Linked DNA regions of Homo sapiens: region 1 is linked to region 2. A link is a loop called in an ENCODE intact Hi-C map of the cell type or tissue named here. Cell type or tissue: heart left ventricle. All regions are shown on one strand. Each heading gives the region's core, and the rest is flanking DNA. Links, peaks and the distances in the headings are about the cores only.

The links. Peaks named below come from ENCODE experiments on the same cell type or tissue, not always from the same donor. Only the 100,000 strongest peaks of a DNase experiment are listed, where the experiment ranks them.
Region 1: it touches region 2 in a loop (4-fold over the local background); 17 of 110 quality-filtered maps call a loop at or near these places.

Annotation. Positions count from the first base shown.
Region 1 is chrX:75,036,024-75,044,361 of GRCh38, reverse strand. No RefSeq gene overlaps it. Among named protein-coding and RNA genes, the nearest start is that of NEXMIF, 110 kb to the right of the region's middle. In heart left ventricle, for the core only: a CTCF peak has its summit at 5,245 (motif pointing left); no DNase peak of the experiment used is centred there.
Region 2 is chrX:75,600,412-75,608,749 of GRCh38, reverse strand. It overlaps LOC107985664 (a long non-coding RNA gene), which reads right to left. Exons shown (of 5, transcript XR_007068273.1): 2 at 3,728-3,832. Among named protein-coding and RNA genes, the nearest start is that of ZDHHC15, 82 kb to the right of the region's middle. In heart left ventricle, for the core only: a CTCF peak has its summit at 4,703; no DNase peak of the experiment used is centred there.

The DNA of each region.
Region 1 (8,338 bases), core at 314-8,313, 560 kb after region 2:
CCTACAAAGGACATGAACTCATCCCTTTTTTATGGCTGCATAGTATTCCATGGTGTATACGTGCCACATTTTCTTAATCCAGTCTATCATTGTTGGACATTTGGGTTGGTGCCAAGTCTTTGCTATTGTGAATAGTGCCGCAATAAACATACGTGTGCATGTGTCTTTATAGCAGCATGATTTATAATCCTTTGGGTATATACCCAGTAATGGGATGGCTGGGTCAAATGGTATTTCTAGTTCTAGATCCCTGAGGAATCGCCACACTGACTTCCACAGTGGTTGAACTAGTTTACAGTCCCACCAACAGTGTAAAAGTGTTCCTATTTCTCCACATCCTCTCCAGCACCTGTTGTTTCCTGACTTTTTAATGATCACCATTCTAACTGGTGTGAGATGGTATCTCATTGCGGTTTTGATTTGCGTTTCTCTGATGACCAGTGATGATGAGCATTTTTTCATGTATCTGTTGGCTGCATAAATGTCTTCTTTGAGAAGTGTCTATTCATATCCTTCGCCCACTTTTTGATGGGTTGTTTGGTTTTTTCTTGTAAATTTGTTTGAGTTCATTGTAGATTCTGCATACTAGTCCTTTGTCAGATGAGTAGATTGCAAAAATTTTGTCCCATTCTGTAGGTTGCTTGTTCACTCTGATGGTAGTTTCTTTTGCTGTACAGAAGCTCTTTAGTTTAATTAGATCCCACTTGTCAATTTTGGCTGTTGTTGCCATTGCTTTTGGTGTTTTAAACATGAAGTCCTTGCCCATGCCTATGTCCTGAATGGTATTGCCTAGGTTTTCTTTTAGGGTTTTTATGGTCTTAGGTCTAACATTTAACTCTTTAATCCATCTTGAATTAATTTTTCTATAAGGTGTAAGGAAGGGATCCAGTTTCAGCTTTCTACATCTGGCTAGCCAGTTTTCCCAGCACCATTTATTAAACAGGGAATCCTTTTCCCATTTCTTGTTTTTGTCAGGTTTGTCAAAGATCAGATAGTTGTAGATAAGTGGCATTATTTCTGAGGGCTCTGTTCTATTCCATTGGTCTATATCTCTGTTTTGGTACCAGTACCATGCTGTTTTGGTTACTGTAGCCTTGTAGTATAGTTTGAAGTCGGGTAGCGTGATGCCTCCAGCTTTGTTCTTTTGGCTTAGGATTGACTTGGTAATGCGGGGTCTTTTTTAAAGTCCATATATATGAACTTTAAAGTAGTTTTTTCCAATTCCGTGAAGAAAGTCATGGGTAACTTGATGGGGATGGCATTGAATCTATAAATTACCTTGCCTTTGTCCATGTTTAATGGAGTTACTTGTTTTTTGCTTGTTGAATTGTTTATATTCCTTATAGATTCTGGATAATAGACCTTTTTCAGGTGCATACTTTGTGAATATTTTCTCCATTTTGTACATAGTCTTTTTACTTGCTTGATAGTTTATCTTGCTGTTCAGAAGCTCTTTAGTTTAATTAGGTCCCACTTGTCACTTTTTGTTTGGTTGTAATTGCTTTTGAGGACTTAGCCACAAATTCTTTGCCAAGTCTGATGTTGAGAAGGGCATTTCCTAAGTTTTCTTCTAGGATTTTTGTAGTTTGAGGTTTTAATCCATCTTCAGTTAATTTTTATATATGATGCTAGGTATGGGTCCAGTTTCAGTCTTCTGCATATGGCTAGCCAGTTATCCCAGCACCATTTATTGAATGGGGTGTCCTTTCCCCATTGCTTATTTTTGTCAACCGTGTTGAAGATTAGATGATTGTAGGTATGCAGCTTTATTTCTAGGTTCTTGATTATGTTCCATTGGTCTATGTGTCTTTTTTTTTTTTTTTGTATCAGTACCATGCTGTTTTCGTTACTATAGCCTTGTAGTATAGTTTGAAGTCAGGTAATGTGATGCCTCTGGCTTTGTTCTTTTTTTCTTTCTTTCTTTCTTTCTTTCTTTTTTTTTTTTTTTTTGGTTCCATATGAATTTTAGAATAGTTTTTTCTAATTTTGTAAAAAATTACATTGGTGGTTTGATAGAAATAGCATTGACTCTGTAAATTGCATTGGGCAGTATGGCCATTTTAATGATGCTGATTTTTCCAATCCATGGGCATGGAATATCTTCCATTTATTTGTGTCATCTCCGATGTCCTTTAGCAGTGTTTTGTAATTATCCTTATAGAAGTCCTTTACCTCTTTGGTTAGCTGTGTTCCTAGGTGTTTTATTCTTTAAAAAAAATCCTTAGAACATCATTAATAGGATCAAAATGTTACACTGCAAAATGTCCATGCATCAACTGTCCATGCATCAAATGACACTATGCATCAACTAGACCTAACAGACATCTATAGAACACGCCACCCAAAATCAGAATACATGTTGTTCAGGTGGGCCATAAAACAAGCCTCAGTAAATTTAAAGTGATTGAAATGGTACAAAGAATGTTCTCTGACCACAATAAGAATGAAATTAGAAATTATTAGTGGAGGGAAACTTGGAGATGTCATAAATATATGGAAATTTAAAAACATAATTTAAATATAGGATAAGGAAGAAATCACAAGGGAATTTAGAAAATACTCTGAGATAAATGAAAAGGAAAACACAAGAAAAACATGTGGAATGCAGCAAAAGCTGTGGCTAGGGGGAAGTTTATAGTTGTAAATACCTATATTTAAAAACAAGGAATATCTCAAATTAATAACAGCCATTCACATTAAGAAACTAGAAAAAAAGAGCAAACTAAATGCAAAGCAAGCAAAATAAAAGAAATATTAGAGCATAAATTAATGGAGGATAGAAAATCAGTAAATAAAATTAATAAAACTATGAATTGTTTTTTGAAATATCACAAAATTCTCAAGTCTTTTAACTACACTGGCAAGTAACAAAATACTTAAGACTCAGATGATTAAAATAGTGAAAGAGGAGACATCACTATGAATCCACAGAGGTAAAAAAAATATTTTAGAAGAGTACTATATATAAATGCCAACAAATTAGGAAACTTAGATGAAATGGACAATTTCATAAAAGGACACAAAACTGACTTAAGAAATAACATGAATAGATCTATAACAAGTAAAGAGAATAAATTACTAATAAAAACTACCCACAAAGACAAGCCCAGGCCTAGATGGCTTCCTCAGTGAATTCTACAAAATATTTAAAGAGGCACTGATACCAACACTTCACAAACTTTTTCAAGATATACAAGAGGAGAGAACTTTTCTCAGTTCATTCTGTGAGGCCAGTATTATCTTGAAACCATAACAAAAGACATCACAAGAAAACTTCAGATCAATTTTTCTTAGATATATAAATGCAGAAATCCTCAATGAAATACAAGCTAACTGAGTCCAACAACATTTTTAAAAAATCATATGGGAGAGGGAAGCAGAGCAACATGCCTGAATAGAGGCTTCCCACAATCATCCCGTCACCGCCCCCACAGGAACACCAAATTGAATAACTATCCACATGAAAAAGCACCTTCGTAAGAACCAAAAATCAGGCGACCAATCACAGTATCTGATTTTAAAATCATATTACGGAAGGAGGCACTGAAGAGGGTAGTCTCGAGTTGCCAACACCACTCCTCCCCCATCCCTCTGCAGCAGCAGGGGCCATGTGGCATAGAGGGAGAATCTGTGAGCTTTGAGGAGAGAGAGAGAACAGTGATAGTGGGACTTTGCATTTGAACTCAGTGCTGCACTGTCACAGCAGAAAGCAACACTGGACAGAACTCAGCCAACATCCACACAGGGAGTATATAGACCAGCCCTAGCCAGAGGCAAACTGTCCATTCCAGCACTGGCAACCTGAGTTCTGGCAAGCCCTGCCAAGGTGGGCTAAAGTGCTCTGGGGTTCTAAATAAACTTAAAAGGCAATCTAGGCCACAAGGACTGCAATTCCGGGGCAAGTCTTGGTGCTGTGCTGAACTCAAGGTCAGTGGATTTTAACTTGATCTAGTGAGACATCAGCCAGGGCTGTCAAGGGAGTGCTTACATCCCAGCTCCCTGACCCCAGACAGCACAGCTTGCAGCACTAGGAGAGACTCCTTTTTTTCTGCTTGAGGAGAGGAGAGGAGAGTAAAGAGAATTTAGTCTTGCAACATGGATACCAGCTCATACACAATAGGATAGGACACGAGGCAGAGTCCTGGGGCCCCCATTCCAGCCTCTACCTCCCGGATGACATTTCTAGACACACCCTGGGCCAGAATGGAACCCACTGCCTTGAAGGGAAGGACCCAGTCCTGGAAGAATTCACACCTTCTGAGAAAAGAGCACTGGGCCCCTGAATAATCAGCAGTAGTAGCCAGGCAGTACTCACCAAAGGCTTGAGTGAGACTCAGAGTTGTGTCAGTGAGTGTGACCCAGCATAATCCCGGCTGTGGTGGTTATAGGGAGAGACTCCTTCTGTTTGAGGGAAGTAAAGCAAAGAGTAAAGAGGACATTGTCTTACATCTTGGGTACCAGCTCAGCCACAGTGTGAGCACCAAGTGAGCTCTTGTGCTCCCCTGACTACAAGCCTTGCCTCTTGGACGGCATTTCTGGACCTGCCTTGGGCCAGAGGGGAGCACACTGCCCTGAAGGGAGAGACCCAGGCTGGCACCATTCACCGCAACCTGACTGAAGAGTGCTTGGACTTTGAGTGAGCATTGGTGGCAGCCTGGCAGTACTCCCTGCAGGCCTGGGGTGGTGATGGCCATGGAGAGCCTGAGGAAATGGGAGGAAAGACTAGGAAAGATTTTGTCTTGTGGCTTGAGTGTCAACTCACCCACATTAGAGTAGAGCAAGAGATAGAGTCCTAAAGTTTTGGACTCTAGGACCTGGTTCCTGGAAGGAATTTCTGGACCTAGCCAGGGCTGGGGGAAGCTCATTGCCCTGAAGGAAAGGACACAAGGCTGGCTGGATTTTCTACCTTCTGACTGAAGAGCCCTTGGTCCTTGAGTGAACATGAGTGGTGGCCAGGCAGTGGTCCCTTGCGGGCCTTCGATGAGACCAAGTGATGCGCTGCAATCGAGTCTGACTTAGTGCAGTCTTAGTAGTAGTGGCCCCAGGTATACTGGTGTCACCCCTTTCCCAGCTCCAGGCAGTTCAGCACGGAGAGAGAGAGACTCCATTTGTTTGCAGAAAAGGAAAGAGAACAAAAGCCTCTGCCTGTTAGTCTAAGGAATGCTCCCAGATCTTATACAAAACACCAAGTTGATGGTACCTCCACAAGTCTGCAAGAGCCACAGTGTTACTGGAATTGGGGTGCCCCCTAATGGAGATATGGCTGCAGTAACCAAATACTTAGATCACAATACCCAAGACCCTTTGGATGCTTAGAAATTCTTCTCAAGAAGGATGGATACAAAGAAGCCCAGACTGCAAAGACTACAATAAATACCTAAATCATCAATACCCAGACATGGATGAACATACATAAGTCAGGACCATTTAGGAACACATAACTTCACCAAACAAACTAAATAAGGCAGCAGTGACTAATCTCAGAGAGACAGAGATATGAGACCTTTCAGACACAGCATACAAAGCACTTGTTTTGATGGAGCTGAGTGAAATTCAAGATAACACAGAGACGAAATTTCAGTGGAAAGAAACAAAAAGAATCAAGCAGAAATTCTGGAAGTGAAAATTTTATTTGACATACTGAGAAATGTATCAGAGCCTCTTAGTAGCACAATTGATCAACCAGAGGGAAGAATTAGCTTAAAGACAGGCTATTTGAAAACATACAGTCAGAGGAGACAAACAAACAAACAAACAAAAAACAATAAAAAAGAAGGAAGCATGCCTACAAGACCTAGAAAATAGCCTCAAAAGGGCAATTCTAAGAGATAATGGCCCTGAAGAGGAAGTAGAGATAGAAATAGGGGAAGAAAGTTTATTCAAAGCGATAATAACAGAGAACTCCACAAACCTAGAGAAAGATATCAACATCCAAGTACAAGAAGGTTATACAAGATAAAGCAGATTTAACCCAAAGACTACCTCAAGGCATTTAATAATCAAACTACCAAAGCTCAAGGATAAAATGGACCCTAAAAGCAACAAGAGGAAAGAAACAATTCTCAGTGAAAACCTCACAGGCCTGGAGAGAGTGACATGACATATTTAACATACTGAAAGACAAAAACTTTTACCCTAGAAAATAATGTATCTGTCAAAAATATCCTTTAGGCATGAAAGAAAGAAAGACCTTCCCAGACAATCAAAAGCTGAGGGATTTCATCAACACCAGACCTGTCCTACAAGAAATGCTAAAGGGAGTACTTCAATCAGAAATAAAAGGATGTTAATGAGCAAAAGTAAATCATCTGAAGACACAAAACGCGCTGATAATAGTAAATACACAGAAAAACACAGACTTTTAGACCATTGTAATTGCAGTGTGTAAATCTATCTTAAGTAGAAAGACTAAAGGAAGAACAAATAAAAAGTAATAACTACAACAAAGTTAAAATGTAGAGTTTTTGTTACTTGTCTTTTTGTTTATGAAATCAGTAGTAAGTTGTCATCAGTTTAAAATAATGTCTTATAAGATAGTATTTGCAAGCCTCATGGTAACCTCAAATCAAAAAACATACACCACATACACACAAAAAAAGCAAGAAATTAAAACATATCACCAGAGAAAATCACCTTTACTAAAATGAAGACAGGAAAGAAGGAAGAGAAGACCACAAAGAACCAGAAAACACATAACAAAATGGCAGGAGCAAGTCCTTGCTTATCAATACTAACATTGAATGTAAATGGATGAAACTCTCCAATTAAAAGACATAGAGTTGGCTGAATGGATATACCCATAAGACCCAATACTCTTGCCTACAAAGAGCACACTTCCCCTATAAAGACACGTATAGACTGAAAATAAAGGGATGAACAAAGATATTCCATTCGAATGGAAACCCCAAAAAAAAAGAGCAGGAATAACTATACTTATATCAGGAAAAAATATATCACAAGACAAAACCTATAAAATAGAAAAGAAATGTCATTATATAGTAATAAAGGGGTAAATTCAGCAAAAGGATATAACAATTATAAATATGTAAATATAAATATGTAACCAACAATAGAGCACCCAGATATATAAAGAAAATATTACTAAAGAGTGGTAGACCACAATGCAATAATAGCTGGAGACTTCAACACCTCACTTTCAGCATTGGACAGAAAATCAACAAGGAGAGGGTTGCTGGCAAGATGGCCGAATAGGAACAGCTCTGGTCTGCAGTTCCCAGTGAGATCAACACAGAAGGTGAGTGATTTCTGCATTTCCAACTGAGGAGACACCTCCCAGTAGGGGCTGACAGGCATCTCATACAGGAGAGCTCTGGCTGGCATCTGACGGGTGCCCCTCTGGGACGAAGCTTCCAGAGGAAGGAACAGGCAGCAATCTTTGCTGGTCTGCATCCTCTGCTGGTGATACCCAGGCAAACAGGGTCTGGAGCGAACCTCCAGCAAACTCCAGCAGACCTGCAGCAGAGGGGCCTGACTGTTAGAAGGAAAAGTAACAAAGGGAAAGGAATAGTATCAGCATCAACAAAAAGGACGTCCACTCAGAGACCCCATCCAAAGGTCACTGACTTCAAAGACTAAAGGTACATAAATCCATGAACGTGGGGAGAAACAAGTGCAAAAAGGCTGAAAGTTCCAAAAACCAGAATGCCTCTTCTACAAAGAATCACAACTCCTCGCCAGCAAGGGGACAAAACTGGACAGCGAATGAGTTTGACAAGTTGACAGAATTAGGCCTCAGAAGGTGGGTAATGACAAACTCCTCTGAGCTAAAGGAGCATGTTCTCACCCAATGAAAGGAAGCTAAGAACCTTGAAAAAAGGGTAGACAAATTGCTAACTAGAATAACCAGTTTAGAGAAGAATGTAAATGACCTGATGGAGCTGAAAAACACAGCATGAGAACTTCGTGAAGCATACGCAAGTATCAATACCCAAATCAATCAAGCAGAAGAAAGAATATCAGACATTGAAGATCAACTCAATGAAATAAAGCGAGCAAACAAGTTTGGAGAAAAAAGAGTGAAAAGAAATGAACAAAGCCTCCAAGAAGTATGGGACTATGTGAAAAGACCAAACCTACGTTTGATTGGTGTACCTGAAAATGACGGGGAGAATCGAACGAAGTTGGAAAACACTCTTCATGATATTATCCAGAACTTCCCAATATAACAAGGCAGACCAACATTCAAATTCAGGAAATACAGAGAACACCACAAAGATACTCCTTGAGAAGAGCAATCCCAAGACATAATCAGATTCACCAAGGTTGAAATCAACGAAAAAATGTTAAGAGCATCTAGAGAGAAAGACCAGGTTACCCA
Region 2 (8,338 bases), core at 153-8,152:
GCATAGTGGTTGGATGGAGTAGGTTGGCTCTTATACAGTAAATGAATAAATGCAAAAAACAATAAATGCGAGGGATATAGGTATGCCTGTAGACCACAATATACCTCCACACGCTCTTCACTTCTATCTCTTCCAATTATTGGCAGATTCACCCAGATCAAACCCTTCCCATACCCATGACCTCACATTTCATCTGCATAAGGTCCATAATACATGAGACTATCTTCTCCACCTTGTTTTTACAGTGCATTGTCTGAGACTTCTCTGTCAGCAGCATGGCATCTCTTTATTGTCCATATTCCACATAACTTACAACATACAATATTCAAGGACCTGGGGGCATGACATAAGGATGGGTGTGGGGGAGAGGGTGCTGATCTAGGAAACAGTGGCGGACCACTGAGGCTTGAACACTAATAAGGCAGCAAGCCTCAGCAGAACTTCTAGATCATGTATTATCCTTGGGACCTTGTTTTATGAACTCTAGCTTACCTCAATAGTGTGTTGTGGTTTCAGTATAGAAGTTTGAAGAAGGTGGAGAAATTTGAAAACAGTTCTTATGGGAAATGGATAAGAGAACTCATCAGAAAAATGGAGAAGGATGAATAGGCTAGGCTGGAGGCCTTACCTTTCCCACAGTGGGGAAAATAACAAAAGATAAAAAGAGATGTCCAGTGAGTTTTCCCAGGTCACACACACCTTAGTGGTCTGATCAGGAGTAGAATCAGGAGTAGAACCATGATGCTGTAACTGGAGTCTTGGTTCATTTCATGTTGCTTCTTCACAGGAAAAAGTACCCAGTTGACTGTGGGCCAATGTGTGGGTTATGAAGGTGAAAGGACTACATAATTAAAGTCTTATTAGAGAATATGGATAACTTGTTGAAAAAGACCAGTAAGACAAGAATGTTTTGAGTTTAAAAGATCCCCAACTTGTCTTTACTTACTTTCTTATGTACATTTGGAAAACCAAAAGCCACCAACCGTAGCTTAATATATGTGGACTAGGATATTTAGAGTGAAAAAATAGTAATAACACATCTTGACTATTTCCACCTAACTCTACTAGCTAGGCCTTAATGTATACACCAATCATACCTGTGGTGCAAAACAGGAGAAGAAAAATACCTCCTCGGATTATGAATTGCAGCACAGCAATTGACCAAGTCTCTGCATGTTTACAAGTAAAGGAAAATGCACAAAGGTCCCTTTTGTTTGATGGTGTTTCTGATTATCATAAAGAAGGATCAATGAAACCATCAGAAAAACATCAGCTTTTGGACGCGTTACAGAGTTCTCATGCTTCATAGTCCCTGGATTCTAGCTCGAATTCTAATCAATGGTGGTATGAGGAGGCCAAATTCGAACCATAAGATACCAGTACAAGATGCCTGAAATGCCAGGCAAAGTACTGTGTTGGAGAAATGTACAAGGAAAAGCAGGTACCTGCCTTGGAAGAGCAATCATCCTAGTCTGAGAAACCAATCATTTATGGATAAATACAGAAAACAATAAAACGGGGGAAAACCCAGATTGACTTTGGTTCAGTGGACTCAACTGTGGGAAAGTCCTCCTTTCTTTAGTCTTATTTTACAAGAATTTGTAGATATTTTAAATATTTGCATATAAAGGAAATTTGAATGTGAAAAATAAGGAAATTTGAAAAATACCCAATTCCAGAATGAAACACATGATGAAGTGACCTTTGTTTGAAATATTCAGTGGTGTCTTGATGCCAGCATACTCCTCTAATGAATCTGAAGTCCACTTCTGATTGAGTATGGTAAGCACCTTCTTTGCTCACATGGTCTTTGGCTTTCTCAATTTGAAGACCCACCCCACCTTATTGTGAACCGCAGAGACAGTATGGCCTAACTATAGAAATCCTGGCCAGAAGTCCTAAAGGAGGTTTTTGGAATATGCCTCAAGGTGTAGCAGGAGAGAGAGTGGCCCTTGAAAACAAATCTTGGGGCAAAAGCAAGGTGGGTTTCTTCCCACTTTCACCTCTTCTGCTCACCTTCATCACCTCCACTCCAGTTTCTACTACTCTAGGAAACATATTACACTGGTCAGTCACTGAGGCTGAATACTAGCCATCATACCCACCCCACTTTTATCCAGTTCTACACTTTTGACCTCTGGAAGGCCACACCACTCAATCAACTCTTTACTCACATGTCCCATATCCTGGTGTGAGCCCTGATTGTATCTCACCTGAACTGCTAGGAGAGCCTCCCAAATGACATGCACATCAGCAGTCTCTCTCCCCTTAGTTCATCAGAAAGGTTTTATCATTCCCAGAGTAATCTGTCTAGTGTGCAATGTAAACTCTATTTCATTCCATTGTCCCAACTTTCATTCACTTGTAACACATATATCATGTATATACATATATACTATACATGTATAGTATATATATACTATACATGTATAGTATATATATACATATATAGTATATATACATATATATACATATATACTATACATGTATAGTATATATACACATATATACATATGTATATATAGTGTCTACTATGAGCCAGGCACTCTTCTGAGCATTTGAGAGAACAAATACTTGTTTAACTTCTCCTCCAACATGAACCTTCAGGCTCAACCCTAGGGAAAATTTCTGCAGAGAAAACCCCTCGATTAAACAGACAGGGACATCAAGAGAGGGAGAGGGAGTGGGTCTGAACCCTGCTTGCTTTCTAGCCCAGAAGACATCTCAATAGCTTATGTTTCACCTACAACTGACTCTTGAAGCTCTAGCATCCATCTTCAATAGTATCTACAAAAAGTGTATCAAAAGTTTACCTAGTCACCTACCATTTCTCTGTACAGAAACATTACTAACTACCATACACTGTTCTAAGACATTTATATATGTTAACTCATTTAATCATAACAAATTACCATTTTATCCCCATGGTATGGATGATTCTAAATCATATAAATATCATAGCTGCTAAGTAGTGATGCTTGGATTCAAACCCAGGAAGTCTAGCTCCAAAGCTTGCTTCCCCAGTGATCCAAGAATCAAACTCAAGCCTCTAACATGAAGTTATCTTCCCTTATATTCAAATTATGCTCACTTCTCACCTCATCCTAAAGTCTCCACAGATGTCATGGGTTAGAATTAACTCCTCTCTCACTGAATGAGCTCTTTTCTTCATCTTCTCCCTTTTCCTTACTCTCCTTTATTGTGAACTCATGATATCTCTGTATCCTCCCACAGAAACACTGGGAACTAGAAAAGATGTGTTCATGGATTTCAAAGTATTTCAAATGGATTTCAGGTATCTCAGAGCTCATCTGGCTCTACCCCCTTAATAAAGGTGAGAAACCAGACATCAGACATATTAAGCAATATTCCCCATGCCAGTAAGATACTTAATGATAAACTTCAACTCCTTTCTAGAAGGAGCTTTTCACAACTCCTGTTCTAGAATTCTTTCTAGTCTACATGCTGGTTCTGGATTACCCCCCAATGAATACAACAATGTACCTACAGTCAACAATACTGTATCGTACACTTAAAAATGTATGACAAGTATAGATCACATGTAAAAATAACATAAAATTAATAAAGTAAAAAAATGTCCATTAGTGATGGGGTTACCAGATTGAGAGGACTTAGATTCAGGAAAGATGGAGAAGAAAGAAGGAAATAGTGAAAACAGGAAAAAATAAAAAAGGAAGTGGGGAGGGCAATCCCACTTGCTACTCACCTGTGTCCTAGAACTGTTACCTCTTAGGAAATTTTCAGGCAGGGTCAGAAGCCATCAGTCGTTTGAGTAACAAGATGATAAAATCTGTGCATGAACACATTCAATCTGCAAGAAATATATTGACAAAATTGTAACTAGTCATTATTTACTTTAATTGTTCCATGCCAAAATAATTAGAGATTGAAAGCAGAACAAAAGTCACAGTAGACCTACCCCATTATACTCTTTTCATTTACACTTTCAATTTAATTCCCATGATGTGTAGCTCATGGCTGCCTGCCATTCCTGGCTTCTTGAGGCTAGTGCCAAAAGATAGGCCAGTCTCCCTTGAAAGTGTATAAGGGAGGACCGCGCACTGAATTGACACACTCAGTGTGTGTTTAAGGTTGAGACTAAAGACTTTTGGTTGAGAATTATGGCTATCCCCTGGAAAAGTAAGGGCAGCCCTGAGGACTAAGACATCCAGGCTTCTACATGATAGGGGTGGTGCTTTGCACAACTGGGACTGGATCTTGACTTGGCATCTTCTTGTGCTTTCACATCCTAACAAGGCTTCAACTGGAAGGCAACTATCCTGGCCTTGAAGGATAGGCAAAGGATGACAAAGAGGGGCAGTTCATAAATTCAGTAGTTCCTGCCATAGACCACCTATGAAAAGTAACCCTCAAAACTCATTAAGGTGTTATTCTTAGTCCATGGCATTGTAGATATGGCAAAGCTGAAGGCAGTTTCTTGAAAGAAGATACTATTTTTATACCTGACATTTATATGAATTAGCCTCACAAGGCAAAAAAAAGACACCAGGTCCACCCTCCACAGCCTCTCCTAATAAGCAGACTTTACCAGTGTATTTCTGGTGAGAGTGTACCTGGTCATCTATATCAATTTTGACAAAGAAGAAAAACTGTCTCAGCAATGTGATCTTTGCAATTGGTCTTTTTTAAGCCCTCATCAAGAAATCTTGTCTAGCAGATTGTGATACTGTCATATAGACACTAGGGGCACTGTTGCCTAAGAAATACAGATACTGGCAGACCAGCCCTAGGGAAAATTTCTGCAAAGAAAACTCTTTCTGCAGAAAGAAATGTAGTGGTCATTTCAAACAGAAATTACAGAAATGGGAGGGTATTTCTTCTATCTTTTTGTACTATGTTCCTCTCTCTGTCCTCTCATTTTCTCAGAATTAGAAATCCTCCTTTCTCGACATACACATGCATACACATACAAACACACACAAACACACACACACACACACTTCAGTCAAATCCTGGAAAACCTATCTTCACTGGCACATCTAAATGCTAATCCCTTTTATCTACTTGCTCTCAGTGCTCGCTAGTTCTTTTTTACCCTGTTTTGATCTCTCTGGCCCCTGAATCTAGATTTCTTCTTCTCAGTGCTTCCAAATGTCTCTATCTAAAACTCAAATTTAATCTCTTAGCATTTCCCTGCATAGAAACCTCGAATAATACAGGATGCTCCATCTCATACATCAAGGGCTGGCAAAATATTTCTGCAAAGGGCCAAATAGTAGTTATCTTAGCCTCTGTGGGCCATATGGTCTCTACTGCAACAATTCAATTCTGCAGTCATCACACAAAAGCAGCCACAGACAATACATAAGTGAATGGATGGCTGTATTCCAATAAATTTTTATTTACAAAAACTGGTAATAGGCTAGCTTTGACCAGCTGCCTGTAGTTTCCTTGACTTAGTATTATCAAGCATAGCCTCCCTTCAGCGAAACTTGCTCCCTATTCCTGGTTTTTGATATTTCTCTAGCATGAAGACAAGACATCCTCATTCCACATACCCATGAACTAATTCATATAGAAAGCCTGCTCTGTTTATCCCAGCAGTCCATCAGCCCCACTCACTTTCTGACTCTGAAATATGCAAGCATAGAGTTCCATAGTAGGATAAACTAGTAGGAATACTCACCAAGCACCACATAAAATACTTACAATAGAGGCAGAGATATGAGGACTACTAAGAGATTTCCTACCAAGTCACTGTGAGGGCAGTGTTAATGAGACAGGAGTATTTAATCATAGGCAAAATAACAATAATAGTAGGTAACACAGAAAGAAGAAATGATTGAAGGGAAGTAGTAAAGGCAGAGAAAGCTACTAGGAGATTTTCTGTTTCTACTCACCTTCGTTCAAGGATCTTTGGCCTCTTATGAGGTAGCAAAGCATAATATTGAAGAGCCTTGGCCACGGAGTCAGGCTACCTAAGTTCTCAATATTGGCTCAATCACTTACTTTCTATATGAATTGTAGGCAAGTCTGTGTCTTAATTACTACATCTCCAAACAGGGAATGATAATGGTATAACCTCTGAGAGTTTTTAACATGATTAAACAAACGGTGCACAGAAAGCAGTTAAAGCAGGGCCTCAGCCAAGATGGCCAAATAGGAACAGCTACCAACATGAGAAACACAAAAAACAAATGATTTCTGCATTTCCAACTGAGGTACCAGGATCATCTCACTGCGGATTGTCAGAAAGTGGGTGTAGGACAATGGGTGTAGCACAGTGAGTGTGAGCCGAAGCAGGGAGAGGCATCGCTTCACCTGGGAAGTGCAAGGGGTCAGGGAATTCTCTTTCCTAGCCAAGGAAAGGGGTGACAGACGGCACCTGGAAAATCGGGTCACTTCCACCCAAATACTGCGCTTTTCTCACAGTCTTACCAAATGGCACATCAGGAGATTATATCCCGTGCCTGGCTCGGAGGGTCCCACGCCCACGGAGCCTCACTCATTGCTGGCACAGCAGTCTGAGATCAAACTGCAAGGCCGCAGCGAGGCTGGGGGAGGGGCGCCCGCCATTGCCAAGGCTTGAGTAGGTAAACAAAGTGGCCAGGAAGATCGAACTGGGTGGAGCCCACCCCAGGTCAAGGAGGCCTGCCTGCCTCTGTAGACTCCACCTCTGGGGGCAGGGCATAGCCAAACAAAAGGCAGCACAAGCCTCTGCAGACTTAAATGTCCCTGTCTGACAGCTTTGAAGACAGTAATCGTTCTCCCAGCATGCAGCTGGAGATCTGAGAACGGACAGACTGCCTCCTCAAGTGGGTCCCTGACCCCCGAGTAGCCTAACTGGGAGCCACCAACCAGTAGGGGCAGACTGACACCTCACAAGGCCAGGTACTCCTCTGAGACAAAACATCCAGATGAAGAATCAGGCAGCAACCTTTGCGGTTCACCAATATGAGCTGTTCTGCAGGCTCCGCTGAGGATATCCAGGCAAACAGGGTCTGAAATGGACTTCCGGCAAACTCCAACAAACCTGCAGCTGAGGGTCCTCACTGTTAGAAGAAAAACTAACAAACAGAAAGGACATCCCCACCAAAACCCCATCTGTACGTCACCATCATCAAAGACCAAAGGTAAATAAAACCACAACGATGGGGAAAAAACAGAGGAAAAAAAATGAAAATTCTAAAAATCAGAGTGCCTCTCCTCCTCCAAAGGAATGCAGCTCCGAACCAGCAATGAACACAGGTGGATGGAGAATGACTTTGACGAGTTGAGAGAAGAAGGCTTCAGACGATCAAACTACTCTGAGCTAAAGAAGGAAGTTGAATCCATGACAAAGAAGTTAAAAACCTTGAAAAAAGATTAGACAAATGTCTAACTAGAATAACCAATGCAGAGAAGCCCTTAAAGGACCTGATGGAGCTGAAAACCATGGCACGAGAACTACGTGATGAATGCACAAGCCTCAGTAACCGATGTGATCAACTGGAAGAAAGGGTATCAGTGAAGGAAGATCAAATGAATGAAATGAAGCGAGAAGAGAAGTTTAGAGAAAAAAGAATAAAAAGAAATGAACAAAGCCTCCAAGAAATATGGGACTATGTGAAAAGACCAAATCTACGTCTGACTGGTGTACCTGAAAGTGACGGTGAGAATGGAAACAAGTTGGAAAACACTCTGCAGGATATTATCCAGGAGAACTTCCCCAATCTAGCAAGGCAGGCCAACATTCAGATTCAGGAAATACAGAGAATGTCACAAAGATACTCCTCGAGAAGAGCAACTCCAAGACACATAATGGTCAGATTCACCAAAGTTGAAATGAGGAAAAAATGTTAAGGGCAGCCAGAGAGAAAGGTCGGGTTACCCACAAAGGGAAGCCCATCAGACTAACAGCTGATCTCTCAGCAGAAACTCTACAAGCCAGAAGACAGTGGGGGCCAACATTCAACATTCTTAAAGAAAAGAATTTTCAACCCAGAATTTCATATCCAGCCAAATTAAGCTTAATAAGTGAAGGAGAAATAAAATCCTTTACAGACAAGCAAATGCTGAGAGATTTTGTCACCACCAGGCCTCCCCTACAAGAGCTCCTGAGGGAAGCACTAAACATGGAAAGGAACAACTGGTACCAGCCACTGCAAAAGCATGCCAAATTGTAAAGACAGTCGAGGCTAGGAAGAAACTGCATCAACTAACGACAAAACAACCAGCTATCATCATAATAACAGGATCAAATTCACACATAGCAATATTAACTTAAATGTAAATTGCCTAAATGCTCCAATTAAAAGACACAGACTGGCAAATTGGATAAAGAGTCAAGACCCATCAGTGTGCTGTATTCAGGAAA